2 separate regions of the Homo sapiens genome follow, and region 2 is linked to region 1. A link is a loop called in an ENCODE intact Hi-C map of the cell type or tissue named here. Cell type or tissue: CD14-positive monocyte. All regions are shown on one strand. Links, peaks and the distances in the headings refer to the core of each region. The heading gives the core; the rest is flanking DNA.

Evidence for each region. Peaks named below come from ENCODE experiments on the same cell type or tissue, not always from the same donor. Only the 100,000 strongest peaks of a DNase experiment are listed, where the experiment ranks them.
Region 2: it touches region 1 in a loop (4-fold over the local background); 15 of 110 quality-filtered maps call a loop at or near these places.

What each region holds. Positions count from the first base shown.
Region 1 is chr1:206,513,491-206,518,857 of GRCh38, reverse strand. The region is part of intron 1 of RASSF5 (Ras association domain family member 5); the gene reads right to left. Among named protein-coding and RNA genes, the nearest start is that of RASSF5, 8.6 kb to the right of the region's middle. In CD14-positive monocyte, for the core only: no CTCF peak of the experiment used is centred there; DNase peaks (open chromatin) are centred at 2,077, 2,437 and 3,887; H3K27ac peaks cover 2,523 bases; H3K27me3 peaks cover 505 bases.
Region 2 is chr1:206,580,838-206,586,204 of GRCh38, reverse strand. RASSF5 (Ras association domain family member 5) reads right to left here. Exons shown (of 6, transcript NM_182663.4): 3 at 2,826-2,936; 4 at 1,521-1,818; 5 at 910-1,025. It also overlaps a transcript of EIF2D not described here. Among named protein-coding and RNA genes, the nearest start is that of EIF2D, 29 kb to the left of the region's middle. In CD14-positive monocyte, for the core only: CTCF peaks have their summits at 2,142 and 2,341 (motif pointing right); DNase peaks (open chromatin) are centred at 2,364 and 4,304; H3K4me3 peaks cover 96 bases; H3K27ac peaks cover 3,701 bases.

The DNA of each region.
Region 1 (5,367 bases), core at 226-5,225:
TCAGGGACCCTGATTAAGACGACCGCTTGGCCCTAATTCTCAGCCAATAAAAAGTTGTTAAAATCCACTACCCACTCAAGGCCTCCAAAACAGGCAGACCATGTCCTTTGGATCTGGCTGTTCAACCCATACCAGGCAAGGTGACAGCACCTGTGCCTTTGTCCTTGCGGAGTCAGGAGGGCCAAGGAGTGGTGCTGAGCTCAGCACTAAACAGCAGACTGCCAGAAAGATCCTGTACTCCTTTTCTATGGGAGAAGCCAGTAGCAGAGGCCTCAGAACCCAAGCTCCCCCAGTCAGATTGGCTTAGACCTACCCCGAGCCCTCCGGGCCCCGTTGCGGAACCTCTGCAGGATCTGGTGCTTTTTGGAGACCGAGCGGCTCTTCGGGAGCCTGCAGAAGAGCCGCTGGAGCTGAGCAGTGACTGTCCCAAAGCAGGCAGCGGTTGCCTTCTCCTCCTGGCCCTCGGTCATCTCAGCGCCAGAGATCAATAGCTTTTCTCCAGGCTTGGCGTCAGGGGTGGAGTGCCGGGTGGGGGAGGGCTCCGGGGAGGGCCCTGGGCCTCGCATGACCTGGACAGTCACCTGGACCCTCAGGCTCTGGTACCCTCAACGACTGACGATGCCTTCTGTCTCCGCACTGAGGTCCTTTCCCCTCCACCTCCCCCAGTGGAAAACTTTCTATTCCTGGGGCTTTTAGCTTGATAAGATAAAAATGCCCCCACCAAACAGGCTGCAGGGAAGAGCCTGCCCCGAGCCTCACTTCTCAGTCGCGCCTGTGAGTCTGAAAATCAATGTCTCCAAAGTTTCAGACGACAGAAGTGATCGGTTACCTCACACCACGTGCCCAGCCCAGGAGCTCGTTAATGGATTTCTTTGGGGATGGTGGATTACTAATGCTTCACCAGCTGTACAGGCTCCTAAGGGACAAACTGGGGCTAATTCACATCCTCCCATGCTAAGCCCAGGGTGGGGGAGGGGCCCATAAGGAGGTGGTGTTGCTTTAAGAGGGTCAGGCCATTCATTTTTCTGAGACTAGATACCTGAGCAGAAGCGGATGTGACCCTATGGGTGTGGGGTGGTGAGAAAAGATCAGTCTGTCACAAAAGGGCAGAAATATTGTTCTCTTGCCCCAAAACAGTACTCACAGGTGTTCTCTCACTCTGACTCCCAGAAGCTGCCAAGCCCTAGTAGAAAAGTTCTGGGAGGCCCTGTTGCCCAGTCCAAGACAGAAGACTGGCACCAGACAGGCAGCAGAGCCTTCCAGAAAAGCCACTAGAGAGGGGTGTCCCTCCCAGGCTGCCCAGAGATGACAGGACTCACCTGCCAACCACCAGCGGGGACCAGCTTAACATGAAGGAGGGACACTTGTTCTTTTTTCTTTTTTTTTGAGACAGGATCTTGCTCTGTCATCCAGGTTGGAGTGCAATGGTCCAATCATAGCTCACTGCAGCCTCGACCTCCTGGGCTCAAGTGATTCTCCCACCCCCCAGCATGTAGCTGGGACTACAGGTGGGCACCACCACACCCAGCTAATTTTTATATTTTTTGTAGAGGTGGGGGTCTCACCATGTTCCCCAGGCTGGTCTCGAACTCCTGGGCTCAAGAGATCATCCTGCCTCAGTCTCCCAAAGTGCTGGGATTACAGGGGTGAAGCCTCCATGCCCAGCAGGGACACCTATCCCTTAACCAGAGGAAATCCACCTCAGAGGACTCACACACTTGCAGAATCTCTGGTGGAAGATGCACTTATACGTCTGTGCTCAGATGCCACCCTTCCTCAGTTGCGGACTGATTCTTTCTCCCTAATGCTTCCTCAGGGAGAAGGGAGCTGCCCATGGCCTTTGTTGTGGCCCTCTCTAGTTTACCAAGCAACCTCTGTACCAGAAGAAGGGCATAAGCAAGTCCGGGTCCTGAAATGACACTTGGGACCATCAAACAAGGGGTGGGGGCCAAGTTCCTTGCCCTGCTGGTCCTTGCACCCAAGATCTCCAAGAGGGCCTAGGAAGTCCTGCCTGGCTGAGCACAGGCAAGGGCTCATTCCCATCCCCGCCCTCAAAGAAGAGAACACAGGGCTGCTGGGGGAACTTTAAAATATGAGTCACGGCCAGGCGTGGTGGCTGATGCCCGTAATCCCAGCGCTTTGGGAGGCCGAGGCAGGCGGATCACAAGGTCAGGAGATTGAGACCATCCTGGCTAACACGGTGAATCCCCATCTCTACTAAAAATACAAAAAAATTATCCGGGTGTGGTGGCACGCACCTGTAGTCCCAGCTACTCAAGAGGCTGAGGCAGGAGAATCACTTGAACCCAGGAGGCAGAGGTTGCGGTCAGCCGAGATTGCACCACTGCACTCCAGTCTGGGCGACAGAACGAGACTCCATCTCAAAAAAAAAAAAGTCACGTGTAATGCGGGGAAATCCCTTCCGAATGCACCGTTTGGGCTGCAGAATATGCTGACCTCACTTCTCTTTTCTCCTCATCACTGAGCTGTTCTTTGACAGGTTAAGCCATTGGGAAAGACAACAGGAAAGAACTGGCAGAGTCTGGAGATGGGGCTTTCAGAAGCTCTAGGATCTTCATTCCTGACCTTTGGAAAACTAGATAGATTTTTCTACTGTAATGATGGTCTGGGAGGAGCACTACCTAGAGACAGGGAAATGCCTGCAATGACCTCTTGCTGTCTCTGACATCTAAGCAATGACTCAATGACCTCCATGCTGGAGGCAAGTTCAGCCATGGCCCAGCATAATTTGAAGCAACAACCTTCACCATCTTACTTGCTGGGGTACAATATATTATCACCCTATTTTATATAAAGGTACCTCCAGATGGCTTTTAAAAAACACTCATCACTAGGGTAGACATTCATGGACAATATGCTCAACGCTTTCTCTCAAAACTCTCATGTTACAGCTGGAATCTGTTCCAGTTGAATAATAAGGCATCTCTGAGGTTTTGTTTGAGGTGGGGGAGGTTAATACTTTCTTCAGATGCAAAAAATAATCCACATAATTCTTTCAGCAGAGACCACCAAGTCTCCAACTTCCATTCAACTTGGATAGAAAAAACAGCCTCCTGCAAATCAGCAAGAAAAGTAAGCAATGGTACCTGTTCCCAAATAAGAGATGAACCTGGAGAAATATAGAGAGTCAGAGCTGGCTTGGGGGTGGGAGGTTTCCCCAGATGTATTTTTTCTCATGGGGCCACATCACTGCCTGAGATTAGAGCCAGAGGTCCATTAGGCAGCTTCAGATTATTGTCCAGTCCCTATCCATGTCTTCTTCACCCTAGCTGTCCCCTCTAGGATCCAGTCTGTTAATTTCACTTTGGTTCCTGACTAGTGCTGTGTCATGAACTCTGAGAGCTGGGCCATGGCAAGAAGGAGGACTGGAACAGAAAAAGATCCTCCACCTGCATTTCCAGGCCCACCCCCTACACACCCTGAACACCTACGGGGTGAGGTGGGAGCGGGGAGAGACACACTTATTTCTTTCATCTTAGGATTTGGAAAAACTTCACCCTTTTTCTAAAGATCTCATGATTTGCACATGGTGACAATCAATTTAGAAACTGATTGTTGAAAATTGGCTTAAGTGGAGCCAACTCTCAATTACCCAGCCCTGGCTGATTCTCTAGCTTGTATAGGGCTCACCTCCCTTTTTTTCCTGTACCTCCTTTTTTGGACATTTCAGCATTCACCAGCAGAAGGGCAGCAGATGGATAAGTAAACTCAACTAACTTGCGTGATCAATGATATTAGCCTAAGGCAAAATGCCATGCTGGGTTCTGGTGCTGGCTTTGCTATTAATGATCTGGGTTATCTTAGCGAAGTCATTTGACTTCCCTGAATGCTGTGTTTCCTCATCTATGAGATGGCCCTGATTACATCAGTTCTACCGACGAAACAGAATTGCAATCCTGACAGAGGCAGTGCACATCAAACGGCCTTAGTGATAGCCAAGTGCAACAAAAGTTATTTCTGCTCCCACAGTTTCTTTGCCATTCTCAACTCTTCCTATTCCATGTGAATATACTCATCCTAGCAGGTTCACAGAATGCCAGCTTGTATCTTCAGCAAACACAATGATAATTCTTTTCCAGCTCTAGCATCCAGTAGAAACAAAACATAAAAGGATTTTAAAAAAATAAGAACATCACTCTTCTTTTTGGCCTGACTTTCATGAACCTGGAGTCTGATTTCTTAAAGGTCTATGTAAGCCAAGTTTTAATTTTCTAGCAGCCCCAGCCAATGGCCATTGCAGATGTCTAAATAAGACCTGCCCCACCCTGGAAATATGTTTGTTCAAAAAACAGGAATGGGGAGCAGAAGGTGGCACATAGGCCCTCCACTGAAGAATAAACCTGTCACAGGTAAGTGTCATACTCAGCCATCCACTCACCTGCTCAGTGCCACACAAAAATGAACAGACTACTCTTTCCAACACCACCCCTCTTATAGACCCTCAGCATGCACATCTTGCATTCCCCCCGATCCCTCTGCCCCATGCCCTCAAATGGGGCCAGGGCAGTAGTTATAGGTAGGAAAATCCGAAAGAAAATCTAGAACCTGCTACAATTCCCAGGGGTCACCAGACTCCTCAGCCAAAGTGGGGCATTCTCCCCTGGGAGGCTGGACACATGCTATGATGCCAGGAGGGACCCCACTGCCCTTCCTCCTTCCTCTCCAAAAAGGGTAAAAAAAGAGAATCAAACCTCAAAGATTTCCCAATGGGTACATCTCTCACAAACCTTTGTGTACTCTAGGAACCACAGGCATGCTAGAACAGGCCCGGCATGGCCTTGTGGGCCACTTCAGCCAAAGACCACACCATGGAGAGTTCTTGGGGTCTACCAGGCTCTGCCCAAGTCTCCTCAGCATAGTTATGAGTGCTTCAGAAAAAACTCAAAAGTCACTTCCCCAGGTGTGAGTCAAGATAGTCTTGACCTTGGGGTGGGGCAACCCATGACTGCTCCCAAGCCCCGACTTTATTCCACTTAAACCAGTGCCCCCAGGGAACCCAGCCTTCTGCCTGGTCTAACGTCATCACCTCAGCCTCCTCGCTGTTTCCCCTAAGCCCCAAAACTGGCTCTGTTCCCCTTCCGACCCTGAGATCCAGCCCGGAACATGTGGAGAAAGGCTTGCCAAAAGTCTTGGAAAAAAACTGAAAATGACTAAATGCAAAACCATCTCCCCAGTCAGGCCCGGCCTTCCCAGCTGCCGCCAGCCCTTCCCCACCCAGCCATGGAGAGTCAGAACAGAGCCCTGCGGGAGGGGCAGGTGCCCAGAGTCAGCAGAGACAGAGCGAGACCCTGCAGGGAGGCAGAAAGCATCCTGCCACCAGCACAGACCCAGGTCTGCAAGCTTGTG
Region 2 (5,367 bases), core at 103-5,102, 67 kb before region 1:
TAAGCTCTTTGAGCACAATAGAGTACTAAGGTTTATCTGGTTTGGTCCTCGCTATGGATAAGTGAGAAACCTCAAGTCCACACAGGGAAGGTGGCGTAATCACAATCACAGAGCTCATTGCAGCAGAACTGGAACTAGAGCCCAGGTCTCCACACTTCAAAGTGCCTGAGCTTTCCACAGGGCCAGCAGCATTCAGCTACTGTCCATGGAGTACTTTTTCCAAACATATTCTGCACAGATGCCAATAAAGAAAGCAGATGGGAGCAGAGCGGCCCTTGCTGAAATGGGGAGAAGGGACAGAGTCCCAGCTGCCTTGATCCCTAAATCTCCGCAGTGACTCCCAAAACTCCTTAAAACTCTAGGCCTCCACTGAACACAGTGTGACAAACACTGAGACCTTCCCCTGTTGGTCATTCTCAGGCCATGGGTGGCACCGGCCTGGTTTTACTCCAGTTTATGCCACAAGACTACACACTGGTTAGCTCCCCTTGGGGGATGGAGGTCAAGAAAAGGGAGGACAAATGGCTCAAAAACGTCTATACCCAGTGGAGCCCAGAGATGGAGCTTGGTAGCCCTCGGGCCATTTTGAAGCAAAAACAGCCTGTGCCTGAGCACAGGGAGTTTCTTGGTCCCCCTCCTCCCTGAGTTTTCAGAAATAAAGCACATGAAATCCTTTCTTTCCACAGGCCTTGCCACACACAGGCCCTAATGTGCTACCCCAGGGTGTTCAGAGTCCTGGCTGAAACACTGACCCCCAGGCCCATCACCCACCCCTGCTCACTCTCTCAACAGTCACCTTCCTGCCCGTGCTGCGTGGCTCCCACCTATGTGAGGTAGTTAGGACAACACCCACCTGCACCCACCCAGGGTGCCCTAAGGCCTGGGTTTGCACAATGGGTCCAGACCTACCTCTACCTCTCCAGTTTCATTCTCCTTTAGCACAAAGCTGAGGACCTCCGTGTCAGGCCCAGCAAGCAGGCGCAGGTAGAGGGGGCGGTCAGCAATGGAGAGTTTCTGGAAGAGCACTGCAAACCAAGAGAGGGTGCTGGGAGCTCTTCCCAGAAAAGAAGGGCGGGGCCCAGGCTTGCGGGAAAGGATTGGAAATGCAGAGGTGGGGTACGTACAACTGGAAGTAGACACGGGCCTTTTAATGAAATGAACATGACAGTAATGAACAGGGCAATAACCTTTTATCTTGGGTGTCTGCTCAGAGTTTAAAGCATGATTCCATTCACATCATCTCCTGAAAGATTAGGAATGGTGGGGCAGATTCCTCCCATTGCACAGATCAGGAAATGGGAGCCTAGGGTGTGGTTTTCCTGAAGTCACATGCAGAGTCAGGGACTCTGCTCTTGCCTCCCTGCCCGGATTCCACAGATCTGAACACCACATGGGCAGCTGGACCCCTGGTGCTCAGGAGAAGCCCACAGCTCCCACCCAAGGCCGGCAGGAGTTTTAGTGGGTGGGCTTGGACACAGGTAGGAAGGGAACGGTCTGGTTGGGTTCACTCTTTCTCCTACCTTGTCCGTCCTTGTGTATCCGCTTAAAAAGTGCAAACTTCTGGGGATTGTCCACAACCATGAACTTCTTGAGCAGCCCCTGGATGACCTCACTGACGGTGGTGGTGCTGCTGATGTGCAGCTGCTTGATGGCATCTAGGGGCAGGTAGAAGGATGTCCGCTTGTCCGTGGTAGCCGCCAGGTTCACCTCCTTGATGGCATCATAGATGGACTGGGGCCGGATCCCAGCAGGCACCGTCACAGGCCGCCGGAGTTTCAGATGCACTTTGATGAAACCCGTGTAGGTGCCGTCTTCACTCTGCCAGCGGGGGCATGTCACAGGGGGTCAGGGCCGTCCGCCTTGCATGATCATATCTGCCACTCGGGGCCATTGCCCCAGCAGCACCCACCTGTCTCCTTGAGTTCTTTCCTGCCTCTGCTGACGTGGGAGAGCTGGAGGAAGGAGCAGAGATCCCTTTCCCCATAGTGGGCTGGGAGAAGACCCTCAGGATCCAGCTACCAAAGAGGACCTGTGGGGCTGCAGTGGATTTCCCTCCCAGGAGGCTCAGGCCAGCTCCCTAAACCTCCTGTAACCAGTTGCCTTTGGTGAGTGCCCATTGTAAGAGGCAGGGTGTGGGGTAGCCACTCTAGTTTGTACCTCTGAACCAGGCAGGAAGCAGGAAGGCTCTATAATGAGGGCCTTGGAGAACCAGCCCACTAGATTTCCTCCTGTATCTCTTTACTAAGAAACAGCCTTTAAGACTTAAACCTAGGTGCATTTGTGACTGGATTTTCTGGTGCTCCATCTGGCTGAACCCCAAAGAGCCAGCTGATGCCAGCCACCAGCAGGGGGCAGTGTTTTTCTACCTTCTCCCCTCCCTATTGAAGACAGCCTTTCCCAACTGGGTGCTAAGTTGGGTGCCCTCCCCTCTCTGAGAGAGTATGTCCCTCTCTCACAATCGAAGGGGTAGGAAGGGGAGCAACTAAGTCCCATTGTCCTGGCTCCCTGGAGGCCAAGCAATACTGGGCCCTTGGTCATTACGTACCGTTTAATCACTTAGTTTACACTGAAGCTCAGAGGAGGAGTTAAAAGAGCTTCCCAAAATCACAAGCAAAAAATGAGAGTCAGATCTATTTCCCTAAAGCACATGGAGGCCACTGAGGGCTCTGGCTATCAGCCTTCCAGACCCCGGAGGCCTCTGGAGGCCGGAGGAAAGGGAGGGGACCTGCCAGGGAGTAGCCACAGAATTCAGAGTGAGGGCAGAGGCGCCAAACCCGAAGCGGGTGGTGGAGCAGGGGCCAGGTTGAGGGTGGACGGGCGCTTACCAGTTTCATGCCCAGGCAGTTCTTCTCTCGCGTGTTGTAGCTGTCGATCTTCTGCTTGATCTCCTGCAGTGTGGGCGGGCGCTGTGTCTCCTCCACAGGTTTACAGACATTCTGGAAGAGACACAGAAGTGGAGGTGGATGTGTAGTAGTTCTCAGGGTGAGAAAGGGAACAACCACGCCCTCCCCAAAGCCTCTCTAACCAAGAAGTGAGCATCCAGCCCTGCAGAGTGGAACTAACTGCACGGACTCGGAGTGAGACAATGAGAGGTCAAATTGCAGCTGTGCCAGTGTCTAGCCAGCCCTCCTGGAGAAGTAACTCAGATTTCTCTAAGCCTCAGTCTCCTCATCTGTGAAATGGGAACAATACCTACTGCACAGGCTTGTCTTGAGATTAGTGTGAAAGCGTCTGGCACTCAGGCACTGACTATGAATCTGGTGAATGAGCAGAGCCGCATTTGCTTATGGAAAGCTGCTATGGAAAAGATGCTTCTTTGATGCTATGGGAGATGCAAAGAAATACAAGCCATGGTCTGTCTCCTCAAGGAAGTAACAACACAGCTGGAGGGACAGGCGTCTACCCATGGTGCCAGTATATACTACTGATCGGGAAGACAAGAATTCTCTTAGATCCCAAGGACCAAGGACACATAGAGACCAGTCCAGGCCCCACATCACTTGCCACAGTGCTTTTCACATAGCAAGAAGTAAATATCTATTTGTCAAATGAACGAGTGAACTGGCAGGGATGAAGGGCTGTAGCCCCCTCTACCATAAAAGAGGAGATAAACCGCTACTGGGCACAGGGACACCTAGAATTTACTTAGCACTTCTTCTGTGCCAAGTACTTGGCATACATTATCTCATATGATTCTCACAAACCAGAAGTCTGTAAGATAGTTTATTACCCCATCTTACAGGTGAGACTATTGAGACTAAGAGAAGTTTAGCAACCTGCCTCACACCCTACAGTCAGTATGTACAGAATGAAACAGAAATTCCAGGTCTGTCCCATTGTGTTCCTCCTGTGAGACCATGTGTTCATTCTTCTCATATGTTCCCAGATGCCCTCCTCCTCCCACCCCCTGGGAAGGATAAGTGAACAATGAAATTGAGGAGATTGAGGTCAATGGCCCTCACCTTGTAGAGACAATACAGGGGTGAATTCTGGGGTCGAAGCCACTGTCCCTCAGTCAGTTCTCTGGCTCTCTCTCAAGTTCACTGTTACCCACCTCCCGGTTTTATCTTCACACTGTCCCTGAGTGGCTGGGAGTGTGGGAACTGGTTGGTCAGAACCCACCCAGAATTTGCCTGACGTTCAAGTGTAGCAGACTTGGGGTGGATCAGGATTCTCCTTTGGTAAATGAGGAAACTGAGGCCCAGTGAGGGATGACTCTGACACCATCTGACACTGTCCTGTGGGTGTCTGGGTTTGGCTGGGGAATTTCACAGCTGCCGCGACGTCACATCACCACCCCGCGGAACACAACAGGGCCCCCCCTCCGTGACAGAGCTTTGCCCTACCTTCCTCCCTTCAGCAAGCCATGTGGGAGACACGCCACCCTGAACAACCTGCCATCACTTCCTTCCACTTTCCAATCCCACAGAACCGATGCAATGTCAGGCTCTGGCTGCCAAGAGGAGCTGGCGTGGCTCCAGCCTCCCACCTCCAACCCCTCAGCACAGCTGACATCCTCCTTTCTTTCTTTCCTTCCTTCCTTCCTTTTCTTTCTCTCTCTCTCTCTCCCCCCTCTCTCTCTGTCTCTCTCTCTTTCTTTCTTTCTTTTCTTTCGTCTCCCTCTGTCACCCAGGCTGGAATGCAGTGGCACGATCTTGGCTGACTGCAATCTCTGCCTCCCAGGTTCAAGCAATTCTCCTGCCTCAGCCTCCCAAGTAGCTGGGATTACAGGTGCGCACCACCACACCCAGCTAATTTTTGTATTTTTTAGTAGAGACGGGATTTCACCATATTGGCCAGGCTGATGTCGAACTCCTGACCTCAAATGATCCATCCGCCTTGGCCTCCCAAAGTGCTGGCATTACAGGTGTGAGCCACCGCACCCAGCTTCTGACATCCTCTTTCCATCATGGCATCGTTCCCTGGCCTGTCTGCTCCCGCTGTACTCTCCCCAAGGGGTCCTGACCTATTAATAACAGCCTGTGCTGGGTACTTTCACATACCTTCTCTTACATACTATGTATGTCATTCTTATTTCACAGATAACAAAACTGAGGCTGAGTTTAAGAAACATGCCTGTGGTCCCCTGCTAGTAAGAAGCTAAGTAGGAACTGGAATCAAATCCATCTAAGGCCCATGCTCTTCTCAATTCACCATGTAGCCACCATGGGACGGCATCTTTTGCTGAAGGGGCCGGCCTGCCACACCCATAATGATCACTGAAACTCTGTGCTGCGGGGCTGGGATGAGCAGCTGTTAAACCAAAGCCTGTAAGTTACCTGATCTGTGAAATGTTCATCTAAGATGAGTCTAAGCAGCGGGTCAGGCCCCAGAGGCACCATGTCACCTGTGAAGGTGGGAAGGAAG